Linked DNA regions of Homo sapiens: region 1 is linked to region 2. A link is an interaction called in ENCODE POLR2A ChIA-PET data of the cell type or tissue named here. Cell type or tissue: PC-9. All regions are shown on one strand. Each heading gives the region's core, and the rest is flanking DNA. Links, peaks and the distances in the headings are about the cores only.

The links. Peaks named below come from ENCODE experiments on the same cell type or tissue, not always from the same donor. Only the 100,000 strongest peaks of a DNase experiment are listed, where the experiment ranks them.
Region 1: POLR2A ChIA-PET joins it to region 2 with 8 read pairs; 2 of 35 experiments call an interaction of 5 or more read pairs at or near these places.

What each region holds. Positions count from the first base shown.
Region 1 is chr6:82,912,790-82,917,226 of GRCh38, forward strand. The region is part of intron 9 of UBE3D (ubiquitin protein ligase E3D); the gene reads right to left. Among named protein-coding and RNA genes, the nearest start is that of UBE3D, 150 kb to the right of the region's middle. In PC-9, for the core only: no CTCF peak of the experiment used is centred there; no DNase peak of the experiment used is centred there.
Region 2 is chr6:83,044,602-83,049,038 of GRCh38, forward strand. It overlaps UBE3D (ubiquitin protein ligase E3D), which reads right to left. Exons shown (of 10, transcript NM_198920.3): 4 at 1-58. Among named protein-coding and RNA genes, the nearest start is that of UBE3D, 19 kb to the right of the region's middle. In PC-9, for the core only: no CTCF peak of the experiment used is centred there; DNase peaks (open chromatin) are centred at 2,660 and 2,960.

The DNA of each region.
Region 1 (4,437 bases), core at 880-3,379, 130 kb before region 2:
CATTGGGTTCCTCCAATGTGTCAGGCAATAAAAAGCAAATCAAAATAAAACAACAAACAACCTTTTTTTTAAATCCTGAGAATCTTGTCAGTGGTTATTCTCTACTCTAGGCATGCCACTCTCCTCCAAAATGATCTCATACATGGTATTCACCTGCAAAAGATGAGGAGCCACAGTAACAATAAACCTACCTGCAGGCAGATTCACTAAGGTGGACAGTTTTACAGGACTGTTTCACTAGTTATTAACTGAAAGCCCAGTGGCTATGCAATCCAGTGGGGAAAAAGAGGCTTTAGAATCAAATAACCTGTGCTTAGATTCTCGCTCTGTGGTTTGAGGCCAATATGGCTCTGACTTAGCTTCTCTAAGCCTCAGTTTCCTCATGTGAAAAACAGAAATAGCTGCACAAGTACCAAAGGGTGGTTATAATCACTAAGTGAATTAAAATCCACAAAGTTTCTATCACTGTACTGTTGCAAGGTTGACGTCCAATAAATTATAATTTTAGCAGCATCATTATTATGGCTGGGTTTTAGAGCCTGGGAGAAATGACTGCTCCAGGCAAAGAATTCTTTTTTCTCAGAAAAGGAATGACAGGGTTAATTTCAAGTAGGCTGAGGATAACTAGGTTGTAAAAGAAGTGTAGCACATGTCCTAACCCAACCCCTCTTCTCTCTTGAGTTGTGCTCCTACTTCATTTACCCATGACCCACTTATTCATTATCTCCATAGATGCCCCTTTACATTAGCATCCCATTCACTGGGCCTTACCTGTCACCATTATCTTTTCCTCTATCATCCAAACTTATTTAGATACAGTTTAACTCAGGGCATTAGTGTATTACTTTAAATGAGTCAAGGGAAGGGAAGGTGATAAATCAGTTTACTTTTTGCTTGGGGATGGAGGTGATGGAAATGTGAGGAAGAGGACTGGATAGCTGGATCAAAACAAAATAAAACAAAACAAAACAAACCCAGAACTTAATGATTCAAACTTAACAGCAGAAAGTGTCTTTTTACATATAAGTATGTCAATATTGACCTGCTTATCAACTACAACATTCACATCTAGCCTGAGTGAAAGGAAAGGCCATTCCCTCATAAGCTAAAAATGAATAAATGGATGCAAACAGCATATGGTTGGTCATAGAGAGGACTACTGACTTCTCACTTTGGCTCACAGAATTACAGAAGACTACAGCTGAACACAGAACACTAGAGTTTAAGAGACAGAGACACTGAGGCCCAAAAATGTCTTACATGACTTGCTGAAGGCAATCCAGCTACTAGCTGCAGAGCTAAAACCAGAACCTAGATTTCTTTCAGTTTCCTCCAAAACTAATTTAAAATGATGAAGGTATAGTGTGTTTAGGTGGTTAGACTTATATTTTGTTTTTGTTTATTTTTATTTTGTTTAGTGTGAAAAAGATGCAGTCTGACTTTTAGAAAGGGCTTAGGTCTGAGGAATTTATGTGCCTTGGTGATGGTGGAGCAGTCCATGAATGCTTTGAAACAGCACAGAAAATTTCAAGCAGATGCACTCTTTTAAAGGAATAGGACCCAAAGCTTTTATCAGATTCTTAAAGGTGTCAGTGAGCAAAACCAAGTGAAATGCAGTGGATTGGGTAGAGACCAGAGCAATTAGACCAGTGGTTTCCAAGGTGCCACAAGTGGAAATGTGTCCAGTGCAGACACAGACGACATGGGGTAGGGAGAAGTTGGCTGGAAAAGTGGACTCTACTGTGGCACCTCGGCGTCAAGCAGGGCAGCTTTACTTTCTCTCTGCTTTCCAAATTAGTGTTCTGCTCCATTAGCTGAAGGAAAGGCTTCTGCTGCCAGGAGTAGGAGAACTGATATCCTTGTTAGACTGTATCCTATACAATATTAACAAAGCTGTGACTTCCACACTCATTTTTGAAAAAATAATTTATAGCATTCTGCAAAGAGCCCCTTATCTACTGCTGTTCTATTACTTCCCCATTTAGCAATCAAGACGATACCTTTTGCTTCCCAACATCTTTGTGAATGCCTGCTGGTGGTAAGAAAATATGAGCGATGAACTGAAGCTGCTTATGAAAAAGAACCTATGTCCATCCTCTCTCATCCTGAGAGGATAATGGAAATTACTTTTTCCATTTCCCTGGCTTCTCACAGGATGATCTTCATCCCAAAGGTCTGGGTGTTGCTATAGTTGTACCTGAAACCCTGAGTGGATTGCCCACCTTTTTCTCTTTTATAACCTGTGGAATGCTCTCCCTTCCATTTTTTCTTCAGACAATAAAGAGTTGAGGGCATATTTTTAGAAGCAAAAAGTTTTAAGTTTTATAGAATGTTCTATAACTTGGGATAGGGAAAAATGAGATCTAGCAAAAAGTAATAAAGCTTAGGAAGCAGTATATTTGGTCATTTTCAGCCAAAATTAGAGCTCCATGCCTCTAAGACACAGCCTAAATAATGTTGTGTTGCATTAACCTTGAGCTATAATATGGCAAAAGTAGATTACAGGAGATCACAGAAAAAATAGTTATAACAGCAGCAGCTAGCAGGAATATTTTGGCAAGCAATCGCTCTTACAGATTCCATTATAAACATCAGGATCACAGACGGGGCCTGTATGAGTCTGTACAAAATTCGAGTATAAATATTAAATATGTGACTTCACAAATAAGTACCATACTGGGAAATGACCACCCCGCCAACAAGTTTTGTATGTTTGTCTTATTTAGCTTCACCTGCCTCACTGAACGTGTTTCTGAAGGATGGCAGAACCCTGGGGTGGGAGGGGTAGTGAGAGATCAGCTGGTCCAACTCTACCTCTCCCGCCCACCACAGGTGCAACCATTTCTTCTTGTCAACATGCTCTCTTTGAATTATAATTTTTAAAGATATTCTATCATTGAACAGCTGGGCTTACAAACAGTAATGTTCCAGGTGTTGCAAGTTACCTTATAAAAGTGTAAGATGATAATCCTCTTTAAAAGGAACTTATGATCTCACTGGAAACTGAGACAGACACTTGAGCAGCTGTTAGTCATGCTATGTGACAACAGGTAGAGCAGGAAGTGATGCAAATATCAGTGTTGATCTTATTGTCTTCTTTGATATCCTTTACAATACCTAATATTAGGTATATGACAAGCTTGTTGAACAAGAGTTCAACAGAGCACTGGGCTGGGAGATAAGAGCCTGGTCTCTAATAGTCATTGAAGTAGATGTTTACAATTAGAAATGGCATAGTCATAGGGACAAAAGTCATAATCATTTATTTAGTATTTATTATATTCCAAGGACTTGTCATATATTCATTGACTTTATCATTACAATATCCATAAGGTAAGTAATATTCTTATTACACAGATAAGACATCTTCCCTGAGGTCCTGTGGCCAGTGTGTACAAGGGTTGCAATTTCACACCACACCTGTCCAATTTCTAGGCCCATACCCCAGTCCTGCCCAAGTCTAGCCTTTTCTGAGATTCTGTACATCTGTGTCAAAATATCCACTATGGCATTTTCAATTATTAAATATAGCAAGACTCATGAAGTATTTAGACATTACTGACATCTAAGTATGTAATAATATTCTACTTCTTACATTAATACATCTTAACTACTATTACTACAGCAGCTGTAAGACAACATAGAAGAACATAGGTCACACATCTTATTTAGTTTCCAGAGGTTCACACTGAAGGCTGGCACAATCAGAATACATTAATAACTGGTAAATTATGTAGCCATTTTATTTAGCTTCAATAAATGAAATATTGAGTTGAACTTGAGATATGTGAGTACTGAAATGAATAAATATTGTGTTGCTGACTGAAAGCAGAAAATACAAATCTGACAAAGATTTAACGATATGGTTACAAGAAAATTACTGTAGACAAATAACATCTACGTACATTTCAAGTGTAACTTTCAAACAGGAAAAACAAATACAAATGGGATCTATCTCTAGTTCTAAGGACAATCTCATGCTTTCAGCTGAAGGTACAATCACTTTCTGATACGGCAACAAACTAGGGGGTCTTGCATGTAACACCTGTGTGTGCTCAGCTGGACCCCCGATACCAACTTTATTTAGTTTTAGAATGTTTCAATTAATCTACCCAGCTTCCTGCCCTAAGAAGTCAGACACTGGTTATTAAAAGCCACTTTCTCCTATTGTGTCTAAAAACGGACACTGATAATTTTAGAGAGGGAGAATACCTGGGAGCACTTAAAAAAACCAAAGGAAAAGCTAAGGTTCTGCCTCCAAATCCTGCTTTATCCTCCTTTTCTAAAGAATGTGAAACAAAATGAAAGTTCAAAATGAGAGCTTTTTCCCAATTCATATTCCCAGCATTGAAATAAAGATGTAAATTCTCATAATGAAATTAATTTGCACTCTCCTGAGAGATTACAGGAGCTCAACTGGGAAGAAAGAAGGAAGGG
Region 2 (4,437 bases), core at 1,329-3,828:
TTCTCCAACTAGAGCTCCCCAGTTCTCACTCGGCAGTGGGAGCACCCTGAGGAGCTTCCTAGTGGAAAGAGGAAAAATCATTTTTCACAGAACAAAATGATACTAACATTTTCTTAATTAAATGACCATAAAAGATGAAAGAAACTCATTAACCACAAGGTTTGCAATGCTAATTTTTTCCCCAATTATAAAAGTAATATATACTCACTACAGCTAATTTTGAAAATGCAAGGAGGTATAAACAAGGAAAAATCATCCTTTATCTCACTACCCAGAGATAAGTAACTAAACATGACAGTGTATTTCTTTGCCATCCGTTCAAAAGATATATCTGTACATATCACACGAAGTTTGAGAATCGTGAATAAACATACTATATCTTGCTTTTGTTGTTTTATTTAGATGAATCCTAATTAGTCCACAATATTCTATTCCATAAGTACATCAAAACTTTTGAGATGATTCCCTCAACTGTTAGATATTTAGGTTTTGAGTTTTTCATTATCAATAACTCTGTGATGAATGTTCCTGTTAGAATATTTATGAACATATCTATTTTCCTTGGAAAGAATCCTATATAAGTGTGAGATGATAAGCACAAACTATATGCATATTTTAAAACCCAACACCTATTTGGTGAATTTCTTTTCAGAAAGGCTGTGCCAATCTATAATTCTTCCACTCACCCTTTTCATAAATGAATACTATCATTTTTCCATTTCTGCATTAGTAATAGGTAAAAGTATTTTCAATGCTGCTTTAACTGGCAACTCTTAAATTACTGGTGAGATTCATCTAGTTTTGCTACTTATAGTCTACTGTGTTTCTTCTGTGAATTGTGATTAGTGACTATTTTCCAGGGTGGTATTATTATGTTCTTATTAATTTGTAAAAATGTGTTCTATATTAAGAGTATTAGCCTCATGCTTATTAATCTGTTACAAATTTTTTTGGTGTTACTGCCTTTTATTTTGGTTTACGTGTCTTAATGGTCAGATCACCTAACAACTTTCTTCTATAATTTCTTCTATTACTATATTTTAGTAAACTTTTCATTTTGGAATAACTTTAGATTTACAGAAAACTTACAAAGGTAGTGTATTAGTTCCCATATACACTTCACCCAGATGGACCTAAACTTACTATTTTATGGTACCATGGTAGATTTGTCAAAACTACACACTTTGAATTCCACCTGTTTTTCCACTAATATCCTTTTTTTCTGTTCCAAGATCTAATTTATGATAATACTTTGCATTTAGTCATCATGTCTCCCTAGTCTCGTCTGGTCTATAACAGTTTCTCAATATTTCCTTATTTTTCAGACACTTGAGATTTTTGCAAAGATCAGGTATTTTACAGAATATTCTTCAATCTGAGTTAGTCTAATATTGTCTCAAGATTAGGCTGGTGGTATGGATTTGGGGAAAGAATCTCACAGAAGTGAAATGTACCTTTCTCATCACATCAAATCAGAGAATATATCATATCAACACAACTTAGTGATGCTAATCTTGATAACTTCGTTAAGGTGATATATGCTAAGTTCCTCCTTCTAACAAAACACAAATACTAGTAAATTAATGTACATTCAGATGTTATAAGTTAAAACATTTAAAATGTGAATGCTACTTTTTTTTTTTAACAATTCCCCCATGTTAACCATTTTCCTTTGATTTCCCCAATCAACTGAGTTGCATAAAAGGGCAATTACAGTTCAGAAGAGGGTACACAATTTATAACTGCAGAGGACAAAGCTAGAAACAAGAAAGGCTGATTTTAGTTTAACATAAGGAAGAACTTTTCCTTTGAAATTAGTATATGCTGCACCATTGGTATCATCAAAGTGCTGAGCCTGTTAAGCATACTGAGAAGTGATTCTTTCAACGTACATTTCCTATAAGTCTACTATGAATAAGGCATTCTACTGGCACAAAATATGAACACATACAGTCCGTCTCTCTTAAGGTACTCATGTTCTAGTAAGAAATATAGACCTACAAACAAATAACAAAAGCACATGTTATAAATGCTGGTAACAGAGTAACGGTTCTAAATTCTTGCAGTTGGCGGGGGGGGTGGGCGGTGGCACCGGGGGAGCAGTACAGATCCCTTTGAATATTTAAGAAAAGTGTTAGCCTCTTTCCTCAAATGTACATTTCTACAAGCACACAAAATCTGCATATTACTTTAGGGGATTCATGGATCCCCAAGACCAATCCATGAATTCAAGGCAATAAACACAAACTGCTACAAGAATAGATTGTACACAGACTTCAGAGAAGAGGTAACATCTGAGCTGGCCTTTGAAAGATAAATAGTAGTTCTCCAGGCAGTGAAAGGAATTAAGGGCATCATGGAAGAGACAATATGAAGGTAGATGCCATATATGTTTACCTTGCCACTGTATTTCTACTGTCTTACATTGCTCCTAACGTATATCATGAGCTCTTAAATATTTGTTGAAGAAATGAACTAGCGTATTTTGATAACTATAATGTGTGAAGCCCCTGGTTGCGTCTGTTGCACACTGGAATTAAGGGGTTAAAAACCTTTTCCCTTGCTGCTTGAGAATCTGATCTTTGGTTTAGCCACCTAGCTCTGTTACCCTGGAAACCAGGTAAGAGCTTAGGCATCCACAATATTGCTAGGCAACACTGCTTACGGTAAAAATGATCCTTGGTTGGTAAACTGCATCTGAACCAGGAAGAAATATGAATGAGCTGTAAATGTCTGATAGGACACTTTGGCCTTCCCTGAATGCAGTTTCTTCTTGGGAACCCTACAAACTATATCAAGAATTGTTACAAGAGATACTGGCTGCTTAAGGCAGGAGGCTTCTTCTGAGCCAGGGCAGCTCCCGTACCTCCCTGATGTGGAGCTTAGGCTTTGTACCTGGAACTACGTCGTGTGGGGAGACAACAGTCCCCAGAAAGGTATGTGAGCTGTCATTTGTGCAAACATGCAGAGCCCCTGCTGAGAGGAATTCTTGATGCTGCCCTGCTGGCAAGCTGGCAAGGAATGTGGCCTGTGGTAGCCTTGTGAGTCCACATGTTTAGTTAACTTAAAAAGACCCTTGGTGGCCACTAAACACACCTTATTTCATTTAATGCTCGCAACAACTTTGAGAGACAGGAAATACCATTTTCCTGTACAGAGGAGGAAAGTGAGGCTCAGAAATGTTCAATAATCTGCATTAAGCCGGGCTCGGTGGCTCATGCCTGTAATCCCAGCACTTTGGGAGGCCCAGGCGGGCGGATTACGAGGTCAGGAGATCAAGACCATCCTGGCTAACACGGTGAAACCCCGTCTCTACTAAAAATACAAAAAATTAGCCGGGAGTGCTGGCGGGCACCTGTAGTCCCAGCTACTCCGGAGGCTGAGGCAGGAGAATGGCCTGAACCCGGGAGGCGGAGCTTGCAGTGAGCCGAGATCGCGCCACTGCACTCCAGCCTGGGCAACAGGGAGACTCCAGCTCAAAAAAAAAAAAAAAAAAAAAAAAAATCTGCATTAAGTTCACAGAATCAGAAGTGATCAGTAACGGCAGGTCCTTAGAATATATTCCTTCCCTGGCAATGCAGAACAGCCATAGAGGAGGAGACTTGGGCAGGTAGGATGGTGGCAAACTGTGTGGGGTGTTCCAGGCCACGCTAAGGGGTAGGGACTTGGTACCTCAGGTGGGTAGGAAGCATTACAGAATTTTAAACAGAATAACAGGTCAGATTTGAATTTTACCAAGAAGAACCAGCAGAAGAAGAGGGCAAATAAATTGCCTGTTTAGAGTGGGAGGGAGTTAGGCCTAAATAGGTTCCTGGACTTTCTCCATCATTAAGATCTTTTGTCTCCTGACATACTGCATGTAGTGCCAATAAACAAACCCTCAATACAGTGCAAAAGACAACAATGTCAAAACCCCCTACATGATCAGGGAAATAAAATTGCACCAAGATTTACAGAGATCTGGGAGACAACTCACATTAACACAAAATATGATATTTTAAACTTAATGTGACCATATATCATGTGAATAAAAGCTATAATATGTCCTAGAACCATCTACATAAGACAGCAGGAGCAAGAAAGTGCCTAATCTGCAAGTCATTGCAAAGATAAAAGAGTTTTTAAAGCAGAAAAAATTTTTTTGATGTTTTGAAGAAAACATAAAACATTTAAGAACAAAAGATTTTAATCATTGCTTTACTGAAAGCATATTTATCTAAAACCCTGAAAAATATACTTTGATATGATCTACTTCCCAAGAGAACTTTCAAAATAAAATACATACCATTTTTTTCAAGGTTAGTTTTTAGGTAGAAACCTGGTGGAGCTCAAAAAAACAGTGAAACGATTTCCTGAATTTTCTCTCAGCCTAAGATTCTATAATGAACAGCAACACAAATTCACAATAAATTAAAATTTCCTAGTTATTTTTAATGT